Regions from separate parts of the Homo sapiens genome. Here all the other regions are linked to region 2. Evidence: chromatin contacts called from ENCODE Hi-C or POLR2A ChIA-PET data. All regions are on one chromosome and are shown on one strand. The core of a region is the stretch at or near the end of the contact, and the rest is flanking DNA. Distances in the headings are between cores, read along the strand shown.

The links. Hi-C counts contacts between places; a loop is a spot of excess contacts on that map. ChIA-PET counts read pairs that join two places held with the same protein, here RNA polymerase II (POLR2A). Pooled maps may share reads with other maps.
Region 1: a loop to region 2 is called in a map of PC-3, with 2.3 times the contacts of the local background. The contact joins two enhancer-like sites. A Hi-C loop is called at or near these places in 2 of 168 maps with a recorded cell type or tissue (PC-3 and vagina) and 1 of 50 pooled maps.
Region 3: a pooled map shows a loop between it and region 2 (7-fold over the local background). The contact joins the promoter of TM2D1 here to the enhancer-like site in region 2. A Hi-C loop is called at or near these places in 2 of 37 single-sample maps with no recorded cell type and 9 of 50 pooled maps.
Region 4: a pooled map shows a loop between it and region 2 (10-fold over the local background). The contact joins two enhancer-like sites. A Hi-C loop is called at or near these places in 9 of 50 pooled maps. POLR2A ChIA-PET finds 5 or more read pairs at or near these places in 2 of 52 experiments (OCI-LY7 and activated CD4-positive, alpha-beta T cell).
Region 5: a map of prostate gland shows a loop between it and region 2 (3-fold over the local background). The contact joins two enhancer-like sites. A Hi-C loop is called at or near these places in 3 of 168 maps with a recorded cell type or tissue (CD4-positive, alpha-beta memory T cell, K562 and prostate gland), 4 of 37 single-sample maps with no recorded cell type and 14 of 50 pooled maps. POLR2A ChIA-PET finds 5 or more read pairs at or near these places in 9 of 52 experiments (BJ, MCF 10A, PC-9 and 5 more).

What each region holds. Positions count from the first base shown.
Region 1 is chr1:61,640,433-61,643,132 of GRCh38, reverse strand. The region is part of intron 2 of LOC107984964 (a long non-coding RNA gene); the gene reads right to left. Among named protein-coding and RNA genes, the nearest start is that of TM2D1, 83 kb to the left of the region's middle. RefSeq lists enhancers at 1,120-1,169, 1,380-1,429. Within about 2 kb of position 1,277, at least 22 of the 41 ENCODE cell types and tissues checked have a DNase peak (open chromatin) inside an H3K27ac peak, as active enhancers do.
Region 2 is chr1:61,317,686-61,320,411 of GRCh38, reverse strand. The region is part of intron 3 of NFIA (nuclear factor I A); the gene reads right to left. Among named protein-coding and RNA genes, the nearest start is that of NFIA-AS1, 66 kb to the right of the region's middle. Within about 2 kb of position 1,416, at least 13 of the 41 ENCODE cell types and tissues checked have a DNase peak (open chromatin) inside an H3K27ac peak, as active enhancers do.
Region 3 is chr1:61,723,891-61,726,692 of GRCh38, reverse strand. It overlaps TM2D1 (TM2 domain containing 1), which reads left to right and starts at 1,552. Exons shown (of 7, transcript NM_032027.3): 1 at 1,552-1,736. The coding sequence starts at 1,573. RefSeq lists enhancers at 877-1,562, 1,211-1,870, 907-2,106, 1,563-2,250.
Region 4 is chr1:60,895,823-60,898,522 of GRCh38, reverse strand. All of the region lies in intron 2 of LOC105378764 (a long non-coding RNA gene), which reads left to right. Among named protein-coding and RNA genes, the nearest start is that of NFIA-AS2, 74 kb to the left of the region's middle. Within about 2 kb of position 1,327, at least 3 of the 41 ENCODE cell types and tissues checked have a DNase peak (open chromatin) inside an H3K27ac peak, as active enhancers do.
Region 5 is chr1:61,049,478-61,052,194 of GRCh38, reverse strand. No RefSeq gene overlaps it. Among named protein-coding and RNA genes, the nearest start is that of NFIA, 32 kb to the left of the region's middle. Within about 2 kb of position 1,399, at least 28 of the 41 ENCODE cell types and tissues checked have a DNase peak (open chromatin) inside an H3K27ac peak, as active enhancers do.

The DNA of each region.
Region 1 (2,700 bases), core at 28-2,527, 320 kb before region 2:
GGATCATATTCATCTCACATAATGCACACAGCATCTCACTTCCCAGAAGGATCTTCACCTTTTCATCTGGAAACTGAGTGCTAACTGCCTACGGCAAAAATTCCTTTTCAATTGGTAAATAACATCTTCTTCTATAACTATCATTGGGAAACTCAGTAACTGCTTATTAAGTGCTTTGGGTAAATAGATGGAGGAGATATTGTATATAAGACACCTGTGTTGCCAAAACAAAGCACCTGCCTGTTTGTAGCTTACTAAACCACAGGCTCAAAGATTCTGTCCCTCAGGCTTTAGGAAATGAATTCATAAGTTTAGCAACCATTGGCATTAGCTCCAGGCAGCGTTTGATTTTTGGAGTAGAGCAGCATGAGCAGAGGCTGTGGCCCAGAGCAGAAGCTGGGGCAGAAGCCCAGGGACAGGCCAACAGGTGGGTGGGGGAAGCTAACTTCCTCCTGTGAGAGCTAATCGGCTGAGGGCATCCAGCAGGCCAATGCAAAATGAGTCTCCTGCCCTTAGAAAACAAATACCAGACAGGTCAGGAAAATTTAGCCCCAAACCAGTTCTGTCACCAACAAACTGGTTGACCTGGGAAAAGGCATTTAACCTCTTCAAGCTTCTGTTTATTCGTTGGCAAATGAGGGCATGGGATGAAATCGGTGGTACTCAATCACTGCTCTGGCACATCGGAGGTGGAACACGACTAGCCTACATGGTGCAGGATTTTTGTAGTAATTACTAGCCATCAAAAATGCCTGACAACTCATACATATACCTGAAAAACAGTGTTGGGGTTGGGGGTTGGTTTTCTTTTTATCATATTAGGTTTCTGTTATTTGATAGATTGGATTATTCAGTTCATTCATTCATTCATTCATTCATTCAAATGTTATTGCCTGAGCATGCTATGTGCTGGGCCTGTCCTGGGACCAGGTGCTGCCTTTGCTTTCAAATGGGGTTTACCTGGAACCAGTTAAAATTCCTAGGTCATAGGAGGTGACATGATACCTTTTCTCCTCCAAATAAGAATCGCTGAATCTGATATGACTGTGGGTAATCTGGTCATGGAAATCCCTGCTTCCCAATCCTTACCACTTCTACCGACCCCCATTCCTACTGGCTAGGAAATTCTCTAGGCAATTATCAAAGTTCCCCCAGCCCCCACCGGGTTCCTGCAGACGCCGAGGCGTCTACTAGGTTTGCCTTCTGATTCCTGTAGGTGGAGCCAGATCCCCCGGCTGAGAAGCCCTGGGCCTGCTCTCTGCGGCGGCCGCCGAGCGGTAGGTTTGCTCTCCAGCTCTCTTTTCCTCCTTCTCCCTCTCTCATGTGCGGTCTCCCTCAACATCCAAACCAACCGAGTGCGTCTGAGGTGAAATCGTGCCAGACTTAGAGACGGCTGCCAGGTTTCTCTCAAGTCTTGGCTTAACAAAAGAAAGCAAATTACAAAAATGGAAATTTTCAAACTAGCGTTCAGTGGTATTCAAATCGACGTTTGGGTAGCGCACAGGCACAGACCGCATTCGTGCTATTTTGTGATTAAAATGATACCAAAAATACCTCCTTGCTTTGGTTTTCGTCTTCGAAAACGACTTCTTTCCTTCTTCTAATTTCCCCCTTACTTTTGGGAGCGGCAAACCCCTGACCACTCTAGAATTGCTAACATTTGGACCGGCGTCTGTTGAAATCTTGCCTCTGCTGACTTTTTTTTTTTTTTAAGAGTTGAACTTTAAAAATGTGTGCACTTTGCAGCCTGGGGAAATACAGATAAAGAAGTTTCTAGGCACTTTCCCAGGAAGTTCTGTGTTTTGTGTGAGGAACTACAAGTTCTATGACAGTGCATAAATCGTCTTTACGTCTCATCTTGATACCGGGAGCAAACCTGAATGCGCGTCTTGCCAGCATGCATGCTACCTCGTTCTCCTTTGAGCATGAATTGTGTGCTCTGTCTCATGCTTTTAAAACATGGGTTTAAGGTGGCCATTGAGTTGGATCTTGAATGATTTTACTTAACATGAGGTTTTATAAAGAGCTTGATTGACCACGTCCTGCTCGATTATTTTTGCGGTTGCTAGACAAGGCCCTGTCCCACGTGGGTTTGTGAGAAAGGTGCTCTCATCATCACCCCACCCCCAAGACTGCACTATTTCTTTCCTTGGAAGCGTTGACTGTCTCCTTCTTACACAGCTGTGTTTGCAGTGCCTGGAGACAGGTGGGGGAGCAGTCTTGGAGGCCGAAGCTGCCAATTCCTTCTCTAAGGACTGTCTGAATAGCTATTAAATTTTAAAGCTCACACGCACGCACACACTTGTTTTGTTTGTTTTTGGTGGTGGTCACTCACTGTGCCTTCCCGTTTGTTGTACAAGGGCAGCTGCACCAGTTTGCCAGAGTGAGATTAAATGTCACAGACAGACATTCTATTGTGTGCATTCGCCAGCCCACCTAAGCATCACCTTGGGCCACTGCCATGTCTTTCTAGGTGCCTCAGAAAGCTGGGTCCTGTAGCATTGGCGGAGTTGTGGGACTGCTTATGAATTTCGGGAAAGAGGTTCTCCCATCTGGATAGGTAAACTTAAAGCTCCCACGAACACTGCAATACTCAGGCAGTAGTCACATCAAGAGGTTCTTGTTGGTTTGGGCCTACACGAATTAGGATTCTCTACCTGGCACAAGTGACTGTGGACAAATCAAGCTGCTAGTATTTTT
Region 2 (2,726 bases), core at 167-2,666:
CATTTACCCAGTAATTAGTTATCGATGCCAAAATTCACCATGTTTATTAAATTGTGGAACCTGTATTATTCACTTCTGCAGATACTATGGCAGGCCACAATCATGTGGGTCACAATACTTTGAAGTTTGCTGGCCTAGCACAAAGTATTTTAGAAGTACCAGAAAATTCTTTGTGAAATGTAACAGAATGAATTAGACTGTTCAGGCCATGTCGTGTTAGCACAATGGAGGAACACTTTTAAGACTTTAAAGTCATGTAATGCAATTCTAGGCTGGATTTTTCTTGTTTAAAAAAAAAAAAGAAGTAGAATGGGAGTGGTTGGAAGAGAAAAGGGCCAATATTTGACAACAGAAATCAGCATAACCTTTTAACTGCAGCAGCCATGGGTGACTGCCCTTTGACCTTGGAAGATTATGTGAGATTTCAATGACAACAGCTGGAAGTGAGCATGTGTGAATAGAGAACACAGATCTGAGGCCTGGTATAAAAGACTGCACAATCTCTGCCCAGATCAGAGTGCTGATTAGAAATTGTTTCCTGGTCCTGGCTTAATAGAGTGTGATCATGAAAGTTGGTGTGTGTGTGTGTGTGTGTGTGTGTGTGTGTGTGTGTGTGTGTGTTTAATTCTTCCAGGAAGAAATCATTGGTGGATTTCTTCCATATCCATTCTACTTCTTCAGCCCCTTCAAATCTTCAGGATTTTCATATAAAACAGGCTCCTCTTTCTTCGAATAAAACCTTCGCTCCTTTTTGTAGACAAAATATCTTTAAGTTATAGAGTTCTCTCCTTGAGTTTTAAAATAACCTCTACTGGGGCATTTCACATAGGTTATCATTATTTTTTGTTTAAGGATCTGTCACTCGCAAACAGACAGACACACACAGACACACAGCTTGAATAAGGACTCAGTTAAAGTGGGGATCTTACTTCTCTCATCTTTCTGATTCTACCATTTGTACAATGTATGACATATGGTGGGTACTCAGTATATCTGTGATGAATGAACACAGAAATGAAACATCTATTCTTAATAGTTTTTTCCTTTCATTCTTGAGATGTAATGGAAGATTCCTGCTACTACACAAACATATGTATAATTTCATCTTTTTTTCAACCAGCTTCATATATATTTTACCAATTTTTTAGTGAAGTCTTTAGGTGTAGTTTGCCAAACATAAACACAAGAGAAAGATTAGTAATTACTTCCTTTCCAAGGCAAGGTAACTTAGTCCAGTAGATACAGGCTACCTGGTGAATGTGGTAATTTCCATGCATAAAACCCTCAATGAATTATATTCACTGGGCTGAAGTACATGTACACTGACACAGATGCACTCTCAGATTCCTACACAGGACTCCATACTTGCTGACACTGCTCTGAAACCACCAGAATGATGCCATATGATTACTGAAAGGGCACTGGGTTATGACTCATTTACGTTGTTTTGGTTTTACCATACACTCTATCTTACCTTCTATTACTCTGGATTTTGCTAACTCTTTTAGCTCTGGATTTTGCTAACTACTCTAGTTTCTATATCAAATTAGCTTCGGTAGAAGGTGGCCTTTCCTCTATGCAAATACCTTGAGTCGGGCAAAAACCAACCTGGCTGAACAATAAAGGACAAGGAGAAGAAACTGGCGAAACTGTCTTCCAAATCAGACATGGGTCATCTGCCTCCATCCTTCTATAGCAACTCTAGATGTTATTCCAAACAAGCCACAGGACAGATTGTTTTTTCAGAACAGACCAAATCCATTTGCTGTTTCAAAATTCTATAAACAAAGCATTAAGGAATTCAATTCCCAGAGCAACTATATGGGTGTTGGCTTTAGTTTCATGGGAGCGTCTGCCAAGCTCACATATTTGTAGAACTATTGGTTTAGAGTGTCCTTTGCAGCTCAGAGCAGGAGGGACCATTGCTTGTGATCTCAATTCACTTTAAGGACTGGGTCTTGCTGGTGACAGGTATACATGATAAATGTTCCAGAAGGCTGACCTAATTTCCGTTGAAGTGAGTGTTTTGCTAAGAACATTCCCTCAAAGTGTCAGCTTGCAACCACGGATTCCAACATGCCGGGGTCCATTCTCCTCAGCGACTTATTACCATTGCTTGTAAAACTTCCCTTAAAATGAAGTTAATTTTGACTTATTTATCCACCTTCTCCAGACTTAGTTTTGAACTTAAGTAAGTTATATATCTAATGTAAAATATGTAATTATCAAACATAGTAAGTTTCATAGTTTTTAGTTGTTTGTGATCTGAAAAAAACAAATACTCAGGGCTAAATATGAATCGGGGTGAATTTGCAATGTACTTGTCTTTTCTCTTGTAAAGGGATCTATATGGCAAAATGTTCATTCATCTTTCAAAAATCATATTTCCAAGATATTATTTATTTACAATAAAGTAGGAGGGGCAGTATTACAGAAATTATAATTCCAAAATCCTAAGCCTCAATTTCCACACCTGTAAAATGACACTAATGATTATACTTACTTCATAAGTTTGTCATTAGGAATAATGAAATAGTACACTTAAAATGCTTAGCAAAGAACCTAGAACACAGAATGTGTTCAAAAAATGATAACTGTTATAAATAACAAACATAATCTTTATATCTTAGATCTTCAATCATACAGGGAATTTTTAACAGAAAAAATTAAGAAATAACCACATTCTTTTCACATGGAATGTTAAATAATGCAAGTATTCTTATAAA
Region 3 (2,802 bases), core at 303-2,802, 410 kb before region 2:
CCTGGGAGGCGGAGGTTGCAGTGAGCCGAGATCATGCCATTGCAGTCCAGCCTGGGCAACAACAGTGAAACTCCACCTCAAAAAAAGAAAATTTAAAAACGTAGTTTATGTTTAAATATTACTTCAAATAGTTGTATGTCTTCCAGAATATATATTCCAAAATGAGGCCAGGCACAGTGTGGCCTCACACCTGAAATCCCAGCACTTTAGGAGGCAGAGGCGGGCAGATCACTTAGGCCAGGAGTTCGAGACCAGCCTGGCCAAAATGGTGAAACCCTGTCTTTACTAAAAATACAAAAATTAGCTGAGCGTGGTGGCGCACGCGTGCAGTCCCAGCTACTCAGGAGGTTGAGGCAGGCGAATCACTTGAACCAGAAGGCAGAGGTTGCAGTGAGCTGAGATTCTGCCACTGTACTCCAGCCTGGGTGGCAGAGAGAGATTCCATCTTAAAAAAAAAAATTTACTTCTCGTAAAACATTATACCAGTGTTCTCAAAGTGGGGGTCCCTGGACTAGCAACACCCACATCCCTTGGGATCTCCTAGAAATGGAAATTATCCAGTCCCTCCCTACATCTTTTGTATCAGAAACTCTGAGTGCCGGTTCTATCATTCTGTTTTAATAACTACTACAGGTGATTCAGATGCTATTCAAAGTTTGAGAACCACCAAAGTTAGTGCTAAAGTATGGATGAAGAAGCACCACTCAAGTTCAAATTTTTATATTGTTAGACAAAAAAAAGATTAAACTTAACTTTACGAAAACATTTTTTCCTCACTGTTAAAGTTCCCCACCACAGAACTTTTAGAACATATAGAAATTTAAAAACAACAGATGGAGGAAAAAAAATCTTCAACTTTTCACTTAATCATAAACTATTTGGTTTCCTCTTGTTACAGTTTCCACCCCCCAAATTATCCCCCACCTAAATTGTCACTTTTTTTTTTTAAAAGGCGTAATGTCTCTCACAGTTTTTAAGTTCTGTTCGTGGCAGCCTTCCAAAATCCTTCTCTAAAGTTACAGGAGGACATTATGTCAATTAGTAAGAGCATAGATCTGAAATCTGGCAAACATCAATTTCATTCCGACTGAGTCACTTAGTGATTAAGGTCAGTGTGTTTCAGCGTCTTTGAGCCTTGTTCCTTATCTGTAAACCCAAAACCTATCAGGGCTAACTGCGATGATGTCAGGAAAGCATTGATTCCAACCTCTGACGCCGCTGGCACTTTCAGAGGACCGAGAAGCCTCAGCTAAGGGCGCGGGAATGAGAAGCGGGTGAAGCACCTGATTGCCTAAACCACTCGTTTCCTTCCTCCAGCACTCAAAGATTAACCTTAGCTCCTTCCAAGGGTTCGTGGGGGAAAATTCGCCTCGAGGGACTGGGTACATGCATATTTTAAAAGGGTCTCCCAATGTGATTCCACGGGCTCACGGGCAGAAGAACACGCGAAGAGACGGAACTGGCCTCTATCCTATGCGAGGTCCCTTTAAGAACCTCGCCCTGTTGCCCTTCTCCCTCCCGCTCCTGGGCGGAGGCGGAAGCGGAAGTGGCGAGAAAGTGTCGGTCTCCAAGATGGCGGCCGCCTGGCCGTCTGGTCCGTCTGCTCCGGAGGCCGTGACGGCCAGACTCGTTGGTGTCCTGTGGTTCGTCTCAGTCACTACAGGACCCTGGGGGGCTGTTGCCACCTCCGCCGGGGGCGAGGAGTCGCTTAAGTGCGAGGACCTCAAAGTGGGACAATATCCTCTGTGGAGAACACCCCCCCATGGAGGCGAGGTAGAGTTGGGGTCGCAGGTGGGTCGCTGCCGTCAGGACTGGCTAGGGCTGTACTGAGTGAAAACGATAATCTGATCTGTGGCTTCTAATGACTGAAGGATCCCTGAAGGTGAACAGAGTTGTGGAGATGGGAGGGCCAGAGGCCACCCTTTGTGATTTCCTTATGATTTTACTAGTCATTGGCGCTTCCTCTTCTGATCCACTTTTTTTTTCTTTTTTATCAGTGTGCTTACTTGTTCAGTAAAACATGTAGATCCTGAAGTATGCCAGGCCCCGTTCTAGACACTAGTAATACAAAGATGGATAGTCTCTTACCCTGGAAATGTTTGCCAACTCTTCCTAGGGGGAAGACAAGTAATAACGATCTAGCCAATGTGTTGCCCATTTATCATTAACTTTATGTATATTATGCATATTACCTCATGTCATCTTCAAACTTCATGAGATGGTAGACTGCCAGACAAATTTCTTTCTGTTTTCTTTTTTTGAGACAGGGTCTTACTCTGTCGCCCTGGCTGGAGTACAGTGGCACGATCTCAGCTCACTGCAGCCTCCGCCTCCCGGGTTCAGTCAATTCTCCTGCCTCAGCCTCCTGAGTAGCTGGGACTACAGGCATGCGCCACCACACCCGGGTAATTTTTGTATTTTTAGTAGAGACGGGGTTTACGCCATGTTGGCCAGGCTGGTCTTGAACTCCTGGTCTCAAGCGATCCGCATCCCCCTCACCATGAACCACCGCGTGGGGACTCAGTGGATAAATTTCTGTTGCACTTTGCAACCTTGGGTGACCTATTTGAACTCTGTTTTCTCATGAGTAAAAACGTGGATAATTATGGGGCAAATTTAAAGGTTTATTGTAATGTTTATGTATTATTATATTATTTGTAGAGACAGACTTCTCGTTATGTTGCCCAGGCTGTTCTTCCCAAACTCCTGGGCTCCAGTGATCCTCCTGCCTCAAGTATTACTTAGCAATACTAAAAGTATATTTGTACATATGCTTATTGACTTGGACAAACTAGCAGCCTC
Region 4 (2,700 bases), core at 78-2,577, 420 kb after region 2:
CACTCATACTTCAAACCCTTTCTGATAGTCTCTTCTGGGCCAGTCCTAGCTGGAGTAGAGAAACACCATCTCCTGAAATGCTCTAATGCATCCTGTTACCCTTCCACTGTCCTTATTCTTCTTAAGGGGAGAGTTTATGTTGAATCATTTGTGTGTCTAGCAGAGCATCAAAAAGCATATAGTACATGCTAAAAAATTGGTGAAAGAATACTTTTTATGGTCCCTATGGCTGAAACAAGCTAGCCACTGTCAGTATCAGAATAGAATCCTGGAATTTTGAATCAGGTTCATCTGTCCAACTAAGAACACAAAAAGAAATGATTCCTGTTCTTCATTGGTTCACACGTATCACAGCTGTGTATTCCCAGGACAGTTACTTAGTGTGTCCAGTTCCCCAGCTTTTCTTTTGCTAATCATGATTGGTAGCATATATCTGAAGAACAAAATAGGTAATAGATGCAGATGTATCATTATAGGGCCTGGCCCATGGGAAAGGTCAGGTCAGTGGTCGCTACTATTACAGTTGTTGTTTTTGTTATTGCCAAACAATGCTGTAAAAAATCTTATAAAAATTGGAAATTAAAAAGCATGTGAGTAGCGGAAGAAAGCTACAGAGATTTTTTAGTTGATGAATTTGTCTCTCAATGGAGAACTCCCTGAGGGCAGGTTCTGCATCTTATCTATCTGCATCCTTAGCATAACACGATACTTGGTACTGAAAAGGGATGCATTAAAAGGCTCTCTGATGTAACTGGATGCATTAGTCGATTATGTTAAGAACAATTGTAGTATTCTGAGTGCTCACTAGGTGACTGCTAGTGTCCTAGATCCTCTCCTGACTGTTTCATGCAGTCCATGCAACATTCCTGCTAGAAATAAGCTATTCTCCTATTTTGTGGCAGAGGCCACGATGAGGAGGTAGCCTAGTCATGATTAAGATGCAGGTCTATTGGATTCTAAAGCCCCTGCTCCTCACCACTGCTATACACACTACAGTATTGCCCTACAAAGTTAGAAGGTTAATGCAATATTCTAGTCCCTGAACTAAGGAAGGGGCATAGATGATGGTGAGGCAGAGAAGAAAGCAGCAGTCAATTGACTTTGGAGACCGATTCCTTGGGGAAGGGAATTAAGAGTTGGATGGAGGAAAAGAAGAAAACTAATGATCACAGAGAGAATTCACGAGAGAGGCAAGCTAGTGAGCCAGATTGCCCAGGATCTAGAGCGATACACTTCCCACCACCCCAGGCTCACGGTGGCTTTCCTCGTAGGTTTCCTAACAGGCCATGACCACAGTTGGCACTGGCCGGCTGCAAAGCAGGCCCGATCTGTAACAGCAGTGCTAATGGGAAGTTGGCCCTGCCCCAAGCGGGTATGGAAAGTGGCTGTTGGCTCTTGTAAAAATCCTTGGTCCCGGCCACTTTTCCACAAAGAGAAATTCACCATCCCAAAGAAACGCCATCGCCTGTTCCTGGTGCCAAACTCGAGGAAAATCAAGTCGTGAGACTCTCTCTCATTTGCCTGGGTGAAATGACAGATAGCAAAAGAGCTTTCAGTTTCCTCTACCCCCAAAAAGTCTGCCAGAGATATAAATATTTAAAAACAGGAGCTAGACTGAGAGGGTTAGCTTTCACTGTGTCTTCTTTGGCAAGCTTTCGATCCACCCACCAGATATCATTTTATTCTGTGTAATGGAATGGCAGTTCTGGGTCGCACATCCCAACTTCTGACACACTGAGTAGAAAAAAATGACTGTGACCCTTGTAAACTATTTTTGTAGTTTCAAACTGATACAGACTCAGGTTGTGAATGCCAGATTGAGTATAGCTATGAGAGGTTTAAATGCTTTTTTTTTTCCTGCTGTTTCCTTATTTTTATCTCCTGCTAAGAAGTCCTCTTTCTGATTTCTGTCCAGTCACTTAACTCCTTTTCCTTGGTACACAGGATGCAAAAAAACAAAAAAAAAACAAAAACAAAAAAAACAAAAAAAACTGCTTTCATTTCAAATTGGTTAAGCAAAGTACATAAAAGTGTACAGTCTGCATTTCTTTGTTTCTCTCCCATGACAGTCCCCAAAATTGTCGATAGAGAAGACAATTCAAAATTATTAATTCTCTTTTTCATATAGAGAAGTGGGTGCAAACCCCCATGAAATTAAACAGGGTTGAATCATCACAGATGACCTTCACAATCCAGGCCTTCATAATTTTAGGTGGATTAGAGAAAACTAATGAGGATTTTGAAACAGGCTTTGGACTAAAACTCTCATCATGCAAATCCACTGAAAGACCCCATAACTTTAAAGCACAATTAACCTGATCCCCAGTTCGCACCCTCCTGTATCGGACTCATTTTACTTCCTCTTATTCTACTGTCTTCACAAAACAATGATGACAACAATGCAGCAGATATTTTTCTCTATTTTTCATTAGATTCTGTTGTTCTTTTTCTTTCTTTTTCTTCTTTTCTTTTCTTTTTGTTCTCCATTGCTCTGTCCTCAGAGTCCTTTTTAATTTGGCTTAGGACTCACAAGAGTTAATAGGCGAAGGGGGTTGGTGGGGGAGGAACCCACTTGTTTTAAGCCTGGAGCCTGTCACCTTTTCTTGGCAATTACACTGCTAATGGCTGGGTCCCAAGCAAAGTGGCAAAGAATATCTCTTCTCACGTTCCCAACTCACAGTGCATTCCCAAATACCAGAT
Region 5 (2,717 bases), core at 150-2,649, 270 kb after region 2:
GTCCTGCGGTTGAGCCCTCTTACTCTTACTCATCAGGTCCCGGCTGCAGCGCTGGGAACGCTGGGCACACCTGCCGATTTTAAAGCAGCAAATTCAGTTCAGGCCACCGGGAGCGGGAGGGCTCGCTTTTCCGCTGGGGCTACCGCATGAAGCAAGTGCTTAAATTTTTTCCCTTCACAAAAGGGAAAAAACCATTTTGCTTAAATCTGTTTTTTCTTAGGACGCACTTAGAGACCAGGCCCGCCAATATTCCAGTTAGAGTTAACGCTACCAGAAATATGCAGTGCTTTAGGATTCCAACTTGGGACTCGTTGAAGACCAGAATGTTACAGTCAATCTCGCCTTTCTCTTTTTGTTTCCAACACCCTACTTTCCCTTCAGTCTCTTTCCTCTTCGGTGTTCTCTACCTCTTGAAATATAAAAGTTTAATAAAAACACCACCCTATTTTATTTTTTAAAATAAAAGTTGACACTAAATTTGAGAGCTAGTGTTGCAACTAAGCTCTTCGGAAGTTTACCCATCTGTTCCCCAAACCTTTGATGCCTGTAATGTCAACCACGATTGCTTCTTAAAATTCACTAAAAGAAGTCTTTCAGTAACTTTGAAAAAGTGTAATAAATGCTAATGGGGGGGAGGGAACTCCCAACTCTGATGGATTTTACCTTCTCGGATCAAGGAGCAGGACTCCAAGCAAAAGAATAAACTTTATGTAGTTTATTTTTAAACTATTCTATTTTCAGTAGCGATTTCTCTTCCTTAGCTAAATTACTCAGCTTTGCTCAATTCCACTTTTACCTTTCCCCACACGTCCTCACTGACTCAGCAATTGTCACCGAGTGAGACCCTAGGTAGTGGGAAGGAGGCCCCCACAGATATGCTCCCCGGCTAAAGCGCTCGATTGAAGATCTGAGAAAATATCTTCAGAAACTACAAATGGAGCAAATCATTTACCTAATTCACTCAAGAGCTTCCACGGGAAGGACTCTGGAGGATGAGTGTCCTCCTAATGCGGTGCTAATGAAAAGCCCCTTAGCCGGCTCTCCGGCCGAGCGCCGGACCGCGTCTGCTCGGCGTCTACGGCGGAGCGACCCTGGTTGGCGGCGGCCGCGCATTCCCCCCCCCACCTGCCCGAGGTGGCACGGCGGCCGCAGCGACTCCGGACGCCGCCGGGGCCACTCTCCGGAGCGCCGCCCTGCGACCCCGGACGCCCCCTCCCTGCCCCCACCCACCGGCGCGGGTCTTCCTCCCGCTCTTCCTCCTCCTCACCCTCCCCGGGGCTCTGTGTGGGGGGCTAGGAGGTGACTGGGGACGCTTCCTCGGTCGCGACTCCCGGTTCTCCGCGGCCTCCCGCCCGGGGGGGTTGGGGTTAAAATCTGGGAGTTCAGCTCTGCGGCGAAATCTCGGGTTCCCAGGGAGGGGCCGGAGGGAAGGAAGACCCCGCCGGGAGCGCGCCGGCCAGAGCCGCCCCCGCCCCGCGCGGCCGCTGTCCCGTGGGGAGGATGAAAGCGCAGGGCCCGGGCGGGGCCGCGGCGGCTCCAAGGGGCGGCGAGTGCGGGGCGGGGACTGCGGCGCTCGCGGTGACCGGGCCCCCCTTCCCAAGCCGCAGCTCCTGGCCCTGCAGGTGCACCCCCAGCCCCCTTTTAGGCCCCTCCGTGGAAACCGCCTTCCGGCCCAAGTTCTATCCTTTGAGGCTTTGAACCAGGCCTTTCAGAAGTTTTTAAAGCTGCCCCGCCCCGCCGGCACTCACGGGGGTCACAGTCCCCCATCCCTCCACCTCCGCTACAGCTGCCGGCGAAGCGGGTGCCGGGAGGAAGCGGAGTGGGGGCCAGCGGGCCGGCCCGAGGGTCGGGGACCGAAGCGCCGCCCCGGAGCGCCAAGCTCGGCCCCAGCGCTTGGAGATCGCGCCGCGTAGCCCGACCTCGGAGGAAGCGCGGGCCCGCCAGCCCCTGGAGAGGGGAGGGCAGGGGGGCTGGGAGAGGAAGAGCGCGCGGGGAGGGGGGCATGTCCCCATCACCGAGGTTCCTGCGCTCAGTTCAAGCCAGGGGACAACTTAAATTGGCCTTCAGGGGAGGCAGCTGGTGACCCGTGTCCTCGCCCTCCAAATTCCCCTGAGCGAAGCAGGGCGCCACCTACAGGCGAGCTCTAGATAGCAGGCAGGAGAAAGACGCGCCTGCAAAGTAATGTGGCCCCGTCCCAGCAAGCCTAGCAAGGCCTGTTGTGTCCACAGCCTCCTCTCAGCTGCCTGAGCCTGTACCGAGTTATAGGTCCGTTGGCAACAGCAAGAGCCCTGAGGGCACTCAGCGTGTGCTTTTGGGGAGTGGAGAACTGGGTGTTAATTTCAGGAATTGGGGGATTCCAGTATCAAAGAAGTAGCAGCTCTGATTGGACAGGCAGGTTGCACCCTGACAATTTTGGCTGCACTTTGACTCCAGTATCTCGACTCCAGGCTATTTTCATGGGATGCACTACGTTTCCTTGAGAATAGCTGTGTAACCTTGGGCAAGTTACTTTATCTCCCTGAGTCTCTGTTTCCTCATCCCTCAAAAGAGGGAATAGTGGTACCTGTCTGATAGAGTCATTGTGAGAATTTAATGAGATGATGTAGGTAAGAAGCTGTAGGTGCCTTCTAAGGAATTTTCACCTATTTCTTTTTTAAAAATAGTTTTTAATTATTTATTTATTTATTTTGAGTCGGAATCTCTCTCTGTTTCCCAGG